2 separate regions of the Mus musculus genome follow, and region 2 is linked to region 1. The links are chromatin loops, found by intact Hi-C in ENCODE. Cell type or tissue: gastrocnemius. All regions are shown on one strand.

Evidence for each region. A loop is a pair of places that touch in the nucleus more often than their neighbours do. Peaks named below come from ENCODE experiments on the same cell type or tissue, not always from the same donor. Only the 100,000 strongest peaks of a DNase experiment are listed, where the experiment ranks them.
Region 2: a loop joins it to region 1, with 1.9 times the contacts of the local background. A loop is called at or near these places in 3 of 42 quality-filtered maps.

Annotation. Positions count from the first base shown.
Region 1 is chr6:38,596,209-38,598,708 of GRCm38, reverse strand. All of the region lies in intron 7 of Luc7l2 (LUC7-like 2 (S. cerevisiae)), which reads right to left. Among named protein-coding and RNA genes, the nearest start is that of Klrg2, 40 kb to the left of the region's middle. In gastrocnemius, a CTCF peak has its summit at 1,020 (motif pointing left); no DNase peak of the experiment used is centred here.
Region 2 is chr6:38,504,523-38,507,022 of GRCm38, reverse strand. Ubn2 (ubinuclein 2) reads right to left here. Exons shown (of 17, transcript NM_177185.4): 17 at 1-2,500. Among named protein-coding and RNA genes, the nearest start is that of Mir7670, 1.6 kb to the left of the region's middle. In gastrocnemius, no CTCF peak of the experiment used is centred here; a DNase peak (open chromatin) is centred at 1,178.

The DNA of each region.
Region 1 (2,500 bases):
TTCTTGAGTTCTGACTTTTATGTTACTTCTATAAAAACAAGACATGTACTTGAATGAGAGTCTCCCCCAACAAACAACAGAACTCTATAGAATTCCCCTCCTTGTCACAGAAGTTCCTTCAACTAGGCACCTGGCTTAGAAAACAATATACTTCTGGTGACTGAAACTGTCTGCTTATCATAAAAACTTAATTCTCCAAAACCCACTTCCTAAACTAGAACAAAAACAGACCTTTTTTTTCTATAGCTTTTACATTGAGCTTTTCTCTTCTGGAAACAAAAATGTTTCGATATGTAAAATGACCATTCTGAACTTACAACTTCACACTATAGTCCTAGAAAAATGATGTCAAGCTTAGACCTTTGTCTACTTACACAAATTATATTCTTTTATAAAGAATACAGAAAATTAAGAAAATTAGACTATAGGGCTGGTGAGATGGCTCAGTGGGTAAGAGCACCCGACTGCTCTCCCGAAGGTCCAGAGTTCAAATCCCAGCAACCACATGGTGGTTCACAACCATCCGTAACGAGATCTGACTCCCTCTTCTGGAGTGTCTGAAGACAGCTACAGTGTACTTACATATAATAAATAAATCTTTAAAAAAAAAAAAAGAAAAAAAAGAAAATTAGACTATAAGAAAATTAGTATTTCTAATTGTGTGTGTGTGTGTGTGTGTGTGTGTGTGTGTGTGTGTGTATAAACTTGGGTGTGCATGACTTAAAAGGTTAGAAGTATTGGATCCCCTGAAACTAGAGTCACAAAAAATTATTACCTGTTCAATGTGGACAATGCTAGTAAGGAGACTCAGGTCCTCTTTGCAAGTGCAGGTCCATGTTCTCAATCACTAAAGCCATCTCTCTAGCCCCAAAATGATTATATTCCTTCATATTTAAAAAAATTTTGAGGGCTGAAAAGACGGCTCCACGGTTAAGAGAACTGACTGTTCTTCCAGAGGTCTTAAGAGTTCAATTCCCAGCAATCACATGGTGGCTCACAACCATCTGTAATGGGATCCGGTGCCCTCTTCTGGTTTGTCTGAAGAAAGCAGCAGTGTACTCATATACACAAAATGAATCTTTAAAAAAAATTTTTTTTGCCTGTATGTGTACATGTATGTTAGTCATGATTTTGTTTAAAAAAAAAAAAAAGTCTTTGCCTACATGTGTATATGTATGTTAACCATGTACATGTGTGAGGTCAGAAGACACTGGCGCCCCAGAACTAGAGTAGAGTTATGGATGGTTGTGAGCTACCATGTGAGTGCTGCTACTCTGGGCCATTTCTCCAACCTCCAAATGATCCAGCCCCAGATTATACTCTTATATAGCATACTCTTCTCATTTCCCAGTACAATCTCAGAACTCAATAAACAATTCCAATTCCATGATGAGTACAACACTGCAGTAGTTTATCTTGTGGTATGAATGTATATATAATGGCAAGCATGTTTAAAGTATGCTTTGGACTGTCTTAACTATATATAGTTCTATTCATTCATTGTGCAACCAGGGGGAAGTTATATATCCTACCTTAATCTATCATTTGTTAAGAGAGGAATAGCAATGTAAATGTGAAAAGTGTAAAATGTTCCCCAAACTCTGACATGCTGATGATCTGGTCCCCAGCTGGCATATCTAATCATTCAGAGCTAACTGGACCCTAACTATTTTAACTAATGGATAAATACTGACAATTTTTTTTTAGATGTATACATGTGTATTGCAAGCTTGTGGATATTCATGGAGGTCAGAAGGTTTTAGATCCCATGGAGTTGGGAGTTACAGGCAGTTGTGAACTGCTCAATGTGGCTGCTAAGAACTGAACTCAGGTCTCCTCAAAGAGCAGCAAATGTTCTTAGCCATTTCTCCAGCACCTACTGGCAGATTCTAATTGTTGTTAGGTTACAGAAACCAGTAGGTGTGACCTAGTTCAAAGAAATAGGCTCTTTGAAGGGTGGTTATTATCCCTGGACTTGTTCTGAAAACATCTTGAAGTAAGCAACTTTTCTCTACCATGGCTGGTTGTATCTTTCAGCCACCAGGATGTTCGGCTCACAGAAATGTAGCGAGCAAACCAGGTGCTGAAACTTCTGAGACCACAAGTCAAATAAATCTTTATTTTTTTAAGCTCTTTTCTCAAATATTGTTTGTTTGTTTTGAGACAGGGTTTCTCTGTGTAGCCCTGGCTGTCCTGGAACTCACTCTGTAGACCAGGCTGGACTCAAACTCAGAAATCCGCCTGCCTCTGCCTCCCCAGTGCTGGGATCAAAGGCGTGTGCCACCACCACTCGGCTTTTTTTTTTTTTTTTTTTAAGGTAGTCTTACACTACAGGGCAAGATAGCTTTAAACTAGTTACTCTCCTGAGTGCTAAGATTACAGATATGAACAACTACACCTGCTTTTTTTTCATTTTGGGGAGAATGAGAACTCACTATGTAACTTAACGTACTACACAGATTAAGCTAGTCTCAAAGCTGCCAATCCTTTTATTTCAGTT
Region 2 (2,500 bases), 92 kb after region 1:
AGCATGGTTTAGAGGAGTAATATAAGCATTTTACCAGAGATAAGAACTTATTTACAACGAGATAAACTTTTCCCTTAAAACTTTATAAAATAAAATTGCATAACATGTTTGTGATCATTTATCTACTACTGTACTTTTCTCTGCTTTGTTTTTACAAAACCAAAAGCACCCTGAAAGCAAAACCAAACAAAGAGCCGCACATGCACAACTAGAAATCAAAGTGCCCTTCAGAGAACGTGGGTCAGCAGAAGCACCGTGCTGAAGCACAGGGCAGTGCTCAAGTCCGGCCTGGACTATAGACTTCTTTCTTCTACTTTCAATTTGAAAAATAAAACAAAACAAAAACCAACAAGGGGAACAAATCCCAAACTTCTCTAACAATACGAGGACCAGTGTGCTTTTATAGTACACTCCTAAAGTAAAGTACCCTAGTTCTTCTACACAGGGTCAAAGGACATGACAAAGTCTCCTACAAATAAAGCAGTTAAAGTCAGCCAACACAGGCAAAGATCATCTTCCAATGTAGCAGCAAGTAGGACAATGAGTTCTAGAGACATTCCCAAAGAACAGAGTTCTCATAACCAATGGCAGTCGCAATAACAGTAGGATTTTCATTTTAGAAAGTCTTGAATCAAGGAGAGGTGGGAAGGGCTGTGGGAGAGGACAACAAGAGGAGAGAGAATAGGGGTGCCTACCCTTTCCATCTCTGCATAGTAAACAATTTAGATCTGCTTTGGGAAAAAATATTCTGGATTAAGATCACTTTCAATAAGCTGTTTCCAAGCAGGTGTCAAACCCACAGTCAATATATACCCACAGGTATATGCCCAGTTCTTTCCCCAGTGCTGGGACCCAAATAAGCCTTATTTATTGTTTATGACACAAAACAAGATAATTTGGGCTAATAACATCCATCAAAGGGGTGGTGGGCATGAAAGAATGTACTAATTGAATCTTCTTGATTTCTTCAAAATATCAGGACTTTGTTATTATACATTAACTTGGCTTCTTTTCTCCAAACCTTTTCTCCAGATTGTTTTAAAATCATGATTTTCACTCTTTGTTCTCAGAAGCAGGAGAAGAACTATAATTTGATTTTAGTAGAGATTATTGCTTGCATTTACTTTGGAGGCTCTGAGTGAGCATGACACTTGGCTCGCAAACAGTCTCCAGCTGTGGTCCAGCACTGCTGCCCGAGGACAGCGCTGCTGACTGTTATTGCTTGTGAATACTGAGGATCACCTTTATATACAGTAACAGCTTAGACATCACATCAGTGAAGGCAATTTCAAAGATAAGACAGTTGGAAACAGACAGTTTAATATTCCTGAATCAAGGACCCCATCGAATGGGACCTACGTGTGCTGATTTACTTCTGCATTTGGATGTTGCTAACGTTCTTTAGTGATACACACTGCTCTATAGATATCCTTTCCAGTTATTCACCATTTTAAAAATAACATAATTTGACTTTAAGTGCAAAAATACAGTATGAATTGCAAGTCTCTGTTAAAAAATAACCAACTTATATGCTTGTTTAGTAATAAAAACTGTAAAGACAGGTAACCATAAAGTATGGACACCATTTTCAATGTTATGATATAGAAAGAAATGTATTTACATTTAGAAAGGACTTTGATTCACTTGTATAACATGAAAGGGTTGCTGGACTGGGGATCTGGCAGCAGTCCTTAAGGAGTCAAGACTGACAGAAAACAGGATATATTTTACACAGCATAGTCTCAGAGCCCAGGGTAATCTTATAAAATGACATGGGAAAGAGAACCATCAAGGGTCTTCGTATAGCATGGTTCAGAATCGATGGATTTAAGAACCTACAATTATTGTTTGACTTTTAATATCGATTGATTTATATGAATATGTATGTGTCTGCAAATACACAAATACACAAGTATCAGCAAGAAGAGACACTAACACACATGGACTTCTCTCTGGGTAGAGAAAATGAAGTACAGGCTGCCTTCCTCAACAGACACCCCAGTACAGCAATTTATGAAGTATAAGCAGGCCTGTGAAACGAAGTTTCCTGGTGCTGGCGTAAGAGCTGATCAAGTTTCTCTAAGAGACCTTTCAAATGAACCTTAACGTGCTAAATTCAAGTCAAACTTCTCTGCAACATCCCAATATCTTTCCAAAATATCTACTGGGGCTTACATAGCCTCCTCATTTGTTTTATTGGTAAAGTAAATTTCTACAGTCAAGAAATTATATCAGTGATTACTTTCGTTTGTTTTCCTTTTTTCTTTTCTCTCTCTTTTTTTTTCTTTTTCTTTTTTGAGACAGGAGGAGGGTGGAGGAGCTCCCAGACCGACCTGGAGAGCTGGGATTTTCTACTGCAGGTGCCGCACACAAACAATGCAATGGGGCAGGGAGGGGGGCAGTCGGGGCACAAATGAAACTTGAACTAGGAAGTGGGAGGACTTAGAGCGGAGAAGAGACCATTGTAAAAGGAGGGGTAAGGAGGGGAAATCTATGCTTT